Regions from separate parts of the Mus musculus genome. Here region 1 is linked to region 2. The links are chromatin loops, found by intact Hi-C in ENCODE. Cell type or tissue: heart. All regions are shown on one strand.

Region 1 (5,000 bases), 290 kb after region 2:
CTACTGATCTTCAGACTGATCTATGATGGTTTTAAATGAGTAAGTTTATTGAGCAAGAATCAAGCAAAAGTCAAATAACAAATAGCAAGTAGCAGATAGCGTTATCTAATTGGGGGGAGAGTATCCAACAGAGTTCCCGATTGAGAGGCCCAGGTGGAGTATCGTGTTCTCCCTTGTGTGAGGCAGCTAAGTAAAAGAGCACATAGCAAGCAGCAGACAGCAAAACAGTGAATCTAGTGCTTACAGCACTAGCAGGAGTGACTGGCAAAGTCCTAGTGAAGCAGCCTTGTTGGAGTTCCCGATTCAGAGATTTCTAGAACAGACCATTCTCTCCATAGATTTGACATTAACCATGGCGAATTCCTCATAGATCCCAGAGCCCCAGATGGAGGGATGAATGTGAAGTGAAGGCTTACTGTTGTCTATAATGTCGGAGAGTTCACTGTTTTTACATGCTAACCCTGACAGGCATCTTTGGGCTCCTGTTCGTTGTACAGGGCAAATCTCAGTGGGCCCAGAGTTCAAAGAGTACGACACAAGCAATGACACAGATTGACAAGATGGGAAACAAGCTGGAAACTATTTGAGAGCTTAGTGCCTAAGCCCATTGCCTGGAAGCAAGGGGTAGTCATTAAGCTGAGGCAATGTTTTTCCTTCCTCTCTCAGGAATCCTATTAATTTTGCTCTCTGATGACTATGCTTTGTTTACATCTGCTTTGTCATACTCTAGCTACTCTAAAATTCTCCTTGTTAATTTACAGCCAACATTTCTATCCTTGGGGATATGGATTCAATTTCCTAGATAATATGATTTTCACTAGTGCATTGGAGTCCAAAGAAGGAATGGCCACCCGTTTGCATTTTTTGCTCAGATTATGATAAAAACAAAACAAAATAAAAAATAACCAAATAAAGTAATTTATGAGAGCAATTTTACTCTCTTGTGAACCTAGCAATCTAGTAGCTAAGGACTTTTTGTTTGTTTGTTTGTTTTTGCAAAAAAATCCTTATTCCACTAAAGTACAAGCAATATCCTCAGATATTCTCTTAACAGGAGCTTGCATTATAATGCTGTGGAACTTATTCTCAGGAGAGAGACAATGGTAGTGATAGGTTCAAGCACTGGCTGGAGAAAGAGTAAGCTGTGAAGAGTCAGAGAATCAAATCATTGTTTCAAATTCTTCTGCAGCTCTACTTAGACATAGGAGTGCTTGGCTTTTGATTATGGGATAAGATAGAGAGCTCCAACCTGTCATATCTCCTCAAGGATTTGAAGCAGAAACAAATGTCTTTCTTTCTCTATTCCTGATACCCTTGTAGGTTTCTCTTTGCTTAATATCAATGTTATGGTTTGTATATGCTTGGTCTATTAGAAGGTGTGGCCCTGTTGGAGTAGGTAAGTCACTGTAGGTGTGAGCTTTAAGACCCTCATCCTAGCTGCCTGGAAGTCAGTATTCTACTAGCAGCCTTCAAATAAAGATGTAGAACTCTCAGCTCTGCCTGTATCATGCCTGCCTAGGTGCTGACAGATCCCACCTTGGTGATAATGGACTGCACCTCAGAACCTGTAAGCCAGCCCCAATTAGATGTTGTTCTTATAAGAGTTGCCTTGGTCATGGTGACTGCTCACAGTAGTAAAACCCTAACTAAGGCAATCATCAAAGAATATTCTCTATTTTCCTCCAGTTCCTTTGACTACCCGTTATGATGCATCCTTAAGAACTAGAATAAATTTGATATGAGAATACAAAATTTAAAAAAAATAAAAATGAAAACATCATCCTAAAGGTTTCCCTAACATTTAAAAAGGATTTATTTATTTTATTTTATGTGTATGAGTGTTTATGTGTATGAGTGTTTTGACTGCATGCATGTATATGAACCACATGTATGCCTACTGCCCATGGAGTTTAGAAGAGGGTGTCAGATGCCCTTGAACTGGAGTTACAGGTGGCTATAAATCATCACATGGGTGATGGGAACTGGACCGTGGTCCTCCACAAAGAGCAATGAGTGCCTCTCTAAGCACTCTTGCTGAGCTCAAGGACTAGTGTGTTGGACACTGACACCAAGTGTTCCTCAGTGGTAATGACACCAGCAGATTTTGAGGTCCTGGATCATCTGCCATCAATGCTTCTGCTGTGTCCTTTCTTCATACTTTTTGGCTCTTTCTTGCCATGTGGCTTCCAAACTCTACTCCTTAGAGAGATAGCACCATGGGCAGGTGAGCCCAGCATCCAAACAGGCCATGGGAAGGTCCCAAGTCACTTTCATTAATGTCTTGGGCCTGTATGTGTTCCTTATTCTTACCATGGCACATAAAGTTTGTTGATCCAATGCCCACCACTATTCATTTCATTTTCAGCTGTTGAGAAGGCTCTAGGTCTGTACCAGTATGAGTGGCTGCGTATTAAAGTGATGTAGAGACCCTTTCATTGACTCCATTGAAAGAGTCTATCAAAGCTGCCTGTGCTCCCTAAAGGTAGCCATCTCCAAGTATGTGCTGTGCTATGCACTGGCCTCTGAGGTTATGATAAATTATTAGGATCTCCAATGAGCTCATACTTAACTAGAGTCAACATGGGCAAGAGATGAGGGCACACACACACACACACACACACACACACACACACACACACCCTACCTTCTCTTTCCTTTTTCCGATTGAAATTCTTCTTCTCAACAAGTCCTCTCCTATTTGATGCTATGGGCTTTCTTTTGTAATTTGTTTACCGGAGTTTAGTTTGTTAACCTGAGTTGTTTGAATGTGTGTGAGTTGGAGGTTATTTACTAGATCATAGACAACTTACCAATTGCTATACTATTAAAGAAAATGCCACCTCCTATCTCAGTACTCAGTGAAGGTCTTGCCACCCTCCATGGTATCAGTGCTTGAGAAGTAACAATCTATTCTGCAGAGAAGCCTCAGCCTCCATGGAAACTTTAGATATGTAGAGCTCAAGACTGACTACCAAGCTAAGATGAGGCAACTCGAAGATATTGACTTGTCTCATTTGTACCTAGCAAGGACACAGGTACCACCCCCAAATCTTCCTAGGAAGCATCACTGTTATGACCAAGTTGCACAAAGACTTCATGACAGCGTCTCTTTCCTATGGCCTCTATGCCTCATTAGTCAGTATCTCAGCTACCATTTTCCCCATGGTCTCTAGAAGCAGTCATCTCTAGTTTTCTACATATAGCAACTAACATCCCTAGTGCCAGATCATGTCCTTTAGAATTATGAATATGCCTGAGATCTTTATCTCTACAAGTGTACCCCAAAAGTTCCTGTTTTCTGCATCATTGTACCCAAGACTCAACCTGCTCTTCAACAATGCCATGCCTTTGTACCAGGCCCTATTTATACAGCCAGGCCCTTAGTCAGCCAAGAAAAAGTACCAGGTTATTCAAAGTCCTTACCTAAATAATATATTGTTTTAACAGCATTGTAATGTGCCATTGATTAATCTTGAATTATATCTCTACAATCTGTAAAAAAAATACCTTTTTAATCAGTGTTTTGTTGCTTTGCCTCAGGTTCAGATTCAATCACAAAGCAATGTGTAAGAACGTACAAATACCAATACAGTTCAAGATCAGCATAGAATTCTAGTTATCACACAATCAAATTGTTTATGAAATGGAATTACACAAAATATATTGTAAAGATATTAAAGAAACTTTCACAGGATTATAATTGCTATTGTTCTTCTGGAAACCAATATTTATCCATGATAGAATGAATAAATACAGTGCACTTTTTATAGATGCACACAAACATATCTACATGTAACAACATCAATATGTATCAAAATCAAGTAACTAAATAAATTTTGAGTCTGAAACATGTTTATGGTAGAGAATTATTTTTCTATAAAGTTTGAAAATGAGCAACATAAACCTCCAGTGACCTATGTCAGAAAAATGATTGACTTCAAAAGCAAAAAGCAGTTAGAAATATGCAAGTTGGAGGTGCCATTCATATTCTATTATATATTATTGTCAAGGTGTTAGGTACATAAGTATGTTTGTTTTGTAAGCTTGGAAGCATGTGTGTCTATGGTAAAACATCATGAGGCTGCTTTCCCTTCAGATTTGGGCACTGTTTCCTTTGAATTTTGTTTCAGTGGCAAACACTTTAAGGGAGTGGAAGGACCTCATAAAACAGAGGCTAGAAGTACTCTTCAGATTCCAAGCCATATATTGCAAATTGCTAAGGGCAAGTTGTGTAAAACCAATTATTTTCCTTATATTTCTTACCTGAACTGAATGACACAAACTAACCTAAGACCTAAGATGAGGTCAAGATATGTCCATGTGTCAGGAACATTTTACATTTTCATATATTAAAACAATACATCGTTACATCCAGCATTCTTATTTCTAAACCACACTTTGGTTTCTCTGTAGAGTATGATGTATCAATTAAAACATGTTTGGTTAATACAATCTCAGAGAGAGATTGTGGAGAGCTGATACTAGAGGACTTCTAAGAATTTAACAATACCACTAGTATCATGTTTCCAGAGAGTGTTTGGTCCCAGTATTTATGTGATTTGGCACTGATACTTCTTCTCCTTTGACTTTCTAATATAATAGATAATTAAAATATTTAAACTTTCACAATATTACTCCATCCATGCAAGGAATAACAATGATACAGATCTCTTATATGTTGAAGACACTTCTTATACATTTGAATGCCATGAGTTAGAGGTTAAATTTATGGTCCCCACAATTATGCCTATGTTGTTGTATGTGAATGAACTTGTAAAAGTGTGCCCATTCTTTGACTGGACATGTAATCGGTCATCTAGCTGTGTCAGAGCTCACACACCTTTGTTTAATAAATAGGAGTGGTTTCCAACCTTCTTTCAAGGTTTAGGGACACTAAAATAAGGTTCAGGAATTTTTAACTTCTTAAAAATTTGACTATTTGCATTCACCTGTGATTGCAAGTTTCTATGAAATTTTGCTTCCTACATCTATCTTAAAAT
Region 2 (5,000 bases):
AATATTGGTATGATTAGTGTTAAGATACATTTCACAGGAGGAAAATCATGCCTAGTACTATAAACCTAGCCAACTACTCAAAGCTGTGAAGTCATGGATCATATTTAACACACACACACACACACACAAAATCAAACTACTCCCACTATTTTACTAGACAAACATAATTCCTAACTTCATTCAGAAACTTATCTTTATACCAACCAATAGTGTAATTCTCACCTTCACATCAAAACTTCTTTTTGCAGCAAAAAGAAAACCATTACAGAAAACCACAACTATTCATACTGTAGAGACCAGTTTGGGAGAGCAGAGGAAGCCTGCCCCTCCCCCAGATACATCTACAACACAACACAACATTTGTACCTAAGGCCCACATAGTAACATAGCAGAAAGGGAAATGAAAATATTCTAAGAGCCAGAGACCAAAAACCAAAAACCAAAAACCAAAAACCAAAACCCTTCTGTGAGACTGAGTTGTGTAGAAATGAAAGCAAAGCTATACCTTGCTAGCTGAACAGATGGCTGCCTGAATGATGACAATACCAATACACATGCTGACAAGGAAGGGTGAAATTTCAAGGGGTCCTACTCCTAGACAAAATCTACACGCAAATAATGATTGCTAAGAGAATGAGAATTAGTTTCTCACAGGGGTGAGCTCCCTAATTGGTTATCCAGCACAAAGTACTAAAATGATATCAGAAGCAACACCACATAGAATTAGCAGGTTGTATGTATGTGTGTATTTATGTAAGTATGCATGTATGTAAAACAAGAAAAAGAGGAAATGAATTTGAGAGGGCGGGGAGCATAGGAGATGTTGGAGGGAGGGGAACATGGAAGACCTTGCAGAGAGTAAAAGAATGGAAGAAGTGATGTAATTAGATTCTAATTAAAATTAAACAAATGTGAATATAAAAAATACTCAATATTTAATGCCTTGTGTAAAAATAAATAAGTACACTTGTTTAAAAATACCTTTTCACAGATAAGGAAATAACAGAATGAAAAGGTATTTTATAGAATGGGAGAAAATTTTTGTCAGCTGTTCAACGGAGAATGGATTAATATCTGGAATATATTAAAAACTATAAAAACAAATTAACAAATATCCCTAAAGAAATGAATGACACAATGGGAAAATGGACAGATGAACTCTATACAAATAAAATATAGTTATTAATATGTATATGCATAAAACTATGTGAACCAGCTATCTTACAATAGAAACATCTGCCTATCCATGTTTTCTATACAATTATTCATATGGGTCAAGTTATGGAACCAGTCTATGTGGTCACCGATGAATGAATGGACAAAATATGACTTATAGTGCATTACTATTTAGCCATACAGAAAATGAATTCATATCTTTGCAGGAAAATGGATGGAATTTTAGATAATCATATTCAGTGGTATAAGCCACACTCAGAAATAGTTTCTCCCAATTACAGAACCTATATTAAAAAGAAAAGGCGTGACAGTAGAACGGGGTTTATTTGGAAAGAAGTCAGCCAATGTGGGAAGGCAGAAAATATGAGAGGATTACAGGGAATGAATATCATTAAAATATGTTATATTACACATAAATCTCACAATAAAAGTCACATTTTATATAATTAATACATTCTAAAATATGTTTGGAAGAAGAAAAACCAACTTGTTATCATTAAATGTCGAAATGACAGAATTAAGAATGTAAACCTCAAAACTGAAATTCTTGGTTACAAAGAAGTCCCCACACTAACAAGGAATCAGTTCTCTAGGGTCTTTCTTCTGCTTTGTTTTTTCTTTGATTTGTTTTGCAGTCTATACCTGCTCTGTCTTAGCCTGAAGGCTTTTGGAGGTGTGGGAGGTGCATCTACTTTGCATTTGCACTAGACTAATTAAATTTAAATTCTTCACCTTAACTGAGGGGAAACACTTGAGGAAAAGATTCTACTTAAGTTAGCTTTTCTTCACCCAGCATCCAGAACATTTCCTAAATTTTAGCATATAAGAAAACTAAAAGTAAATCCAAATGAAATGTTTTAAGATTACCAAACCTTAGTGAAAGTATTTCAGAATACATGAAATAAATCCAGTTCCTTTTGTATTAAATATTTCAAATATATTTTCGTATTTATTCTCTGCTATATTGAAATAGAATAGTATTTTTCTCCTTTTCCATATTCATTTATATATAATCATATACATATACAATTATTCAGAACTAAAGGCACAGGTTTTTGATACCAACACAAAAGCTTATCAGGACGGAAATTTAGGAAAAGGGGGGTGGTGGTGGTGGCTTCAGATACACTGCAGATACACGTCGTTGCACTAGCCACTGTCACTTTAACAGTAAGAAAAACACCTTGGCCTCTTTTGCAACAAGTGACTGGTCTTTGCACTTCCAAGAAGCAAAGAAGTAAGCTAGTAAGTTGTTAAGACTTGAGCTTCCCATTCTTTGTCCTCTCAACAGGGTCAAGACTCTTAACTTTGGCTTTTATGGCCAGAGGGGTTGCGGGTGGGGGTGGGGACAGAGTGAGGCAGAATAAAGAACACAGCCACAACCACAACCAAAACCAAACGGCACAGCCAAGGGAGAATCGCAGCTTTCTCCCCGCCCCCTACCCCCAGCTACCTTGAATCTGGCCCCACAAGAGCACAGCAGCCTGGGGTCCATGGTGAGATCTGGAGTCTTTTGGAAGCTGCTGAGGCAAAGCCCCTTTGCAGAGGGGGAAAAAAAAAAAAAAAAAAGATCAGGGGCGCGGATGCACAGCTCCTTGCGCCGCCTGCCTTTACCAATGACCTAGCCCGTGCACGCAGCGCAAGCGCTGGGAGGCGCTCGGGCAGCGCCGGGCCTAGGCCCTAAAGGCTCCTAAGCCAAGCTCCTGCGGAAAGCTCCGTGTCCAGGGTTGTAGAGTGGCGCTGCGACTGAGGCTCGGCGCAGAGTTGGGGGCTGTGCCCCTGCAGCCTCCCCAGTGCAGGATTATAGCTGCGGATTCTGCAGAAAGGGGCAGCGCCTGCGCCTGCACTTCGCAGCCTCCGCCCTCCTTGCTCCACTTGGCGAGGGGAGCATCACTGCTCACAAGCTAGCTTCCGCAGCAGGTGCACTTGGTCTGATTCCCTTTACTGCTCTGCGCTGCCTGGACCACAAGACATTTTCCTGAAGGTAAAGTCCACAGACAAGTGGCCTCACTCTCCCGCTCATCCACTTTTGTCTTGCGATTCCGCACATTCAGTATTTGTATGGTCAGTGTTTTGTCTTTTGAAGTGGTTTACCCTTGCAAACTCAGTTCTTTGATGCGTTTTTTTGTTTGTTTGTTTGTTTTTGTTTTAAAAAAGCCGTTTGTCACGTTTGTCCGTCGTCTCCTAAGAAGGCAGCGCTTGTGTGCTTGCGTGCGCGTGCGTAGATTTTCAACTTCTTTACTCGAAGGAGCTGAAATCAGAAGTGGCCATTTTTGCAGTATGGTACAGTCAGTATAAGTCTGTGGTTTAAAAATGCACAATAAAGAGCTGAGAAGCAGGGTGTGAGGAGTTTAAAGGAGTTGCAGAGATTGTGAGAAGGTTGTAAATTTAGAAGCAAATGATTTTTATTTAAACACTTGTTCCTCTTTAGTTTTTAAAATCATGTAAGTAATTTTGAAAAAGAAAAGTATTGCGATTTCAGTAGAAATAATCTGCAAAAGTTTCACACAGAAAATATGTACAAATAATAATATCATGGGCAGGTTATGTCAGAAACATAGAGTGAAATCTTTCCTTTCCATAAAGTCAAAGTTTGATGGATAACAATTAAATTTACAACTATGTCAACTTCATTGGGTTTGGTTTACTAAGTACTTATGATTTCAATCTATAGTTGTGGGCATATTCTCAGATCACATGATACAATTCACACAATGAAATTGTGCATGTATATGTATATCTACATATATAAATGTGTGTATATGTGTTAACAGGATGGTTAAGAAAAGGTTAAAGGGCTTACAGAGTCCAAAGGAGGCAATATTGAAGGTATACACAGTGAGCTTTATTAATAAAAGGTATGGAAAAGTGTCTTTAGGTGCTAGGTACAAAATTTTCGGAACAAATGACATGATAGTGTATTGTTGTAGGCACGGAATTGTCAGATTCCAGTGGCAGGCCTGTTTGAATGCCAGTTAGAAATGGGTTGTATGTCAATTTCAGGAGAAATTGAGCTTCAGCTAGAGGCTTGGTCCTTTGCTATGGCAGTTTTCCTGGCTGGAACCCACGACCAGTGACCAAGTGATAGGTCAGTGTATGTGCCATAATCTTGCCTTGGGGTTTTTCCTTCTTCTATAGACAAGGTGGATGACTTACATTATTTGTCGGTCATGTGTGTTTGATAAGGCCTGTAGCCTGGTGTTGTTCATATGGTTTTGCGATACCTGTCTGTCCATGTTTCCATGATTTGATTTAATAAGTTCACAGGTGGTTGTAGCTTACTTGTGTGCAAATAAGTTATTTATCAGACTGTACCTTATAATTTGTAAATATTGTTTACTTGCATAAAGGAGAAAAAGAGTCATCCTGCTTTGACATTTGAACTCAAAGTTGAGGAAACTATTGTGTTATAAAGTAAAATGCCCCAGGGCAAGGTACAGCTTGGAAGTTATTGTTCAATATAATTGGGAGTGACTTAGCGCAGGGTACCATTGCTTTCCACAACTCAGGGTACTCTTTAAACAATTAAATACATGTTTCAATATATGCAGTTAACACCTTTCATTTGCTGATGTTAATCAGTATTTGGAAGTTGAGCTTTACTCTAATCTTGTCATATTTGCACGTTAATTGACTTAGTAATGTGGAAATTATGTCTTGCTAAATTTGGAGAAAACAATGCAAAGAAATGAACTGCACTACTTTTCCCAAGGGGGGGGGGGCGGAAACAGGGCTGAAAAGACTGTTACTTGTTGAAAGTCAGATGTTAAATAAGAGTTAGAATTAAGAGTCTTCTAAGCCCATCTGTTGAGCTCTAAATTATG

Evidence for each region. Peaks named below come from ENCODE experiments on the same cell type or tissue, not always from the same donor. Only the 100,000 strongest peaks of a DNase experiment are listed, where the experiment ranks them.
Region 1: it touches region 2 in a loop (4-fold over the local background); 3 of 42 quality-filtered maps call a loop at or near these places.

What each region holds. Positions count from the first base shown.
Region 1 is chrX:5,800,448-5,805,447 of GRCm38, reverse strand. No RefSeq gene overlaps it. Among named protein-coding and RNA genes, the nearest start is that of Gm39489, 53 kb to the right of the region's middle. In heart, a CTCF peak has its summit at 2,064; no DNase peak of the experiment used is centred here.
Region 2 is chrX:6,090,165-6,095,164 of GRCm38, reverse strand. Gm26618 (a long non-coding RNA gene) reads left to right here and starts at 2,609. Exons shown (of 4, transcript XR_001782831.2): 1 at 2,609-3,160. In heart, a CTCF peak has its summit at 2,816; no DNase peak of the experiment used is centred here; H3K4me3 peaks cover 1,010 bases; H3K27me3 peaks cover 961 bases.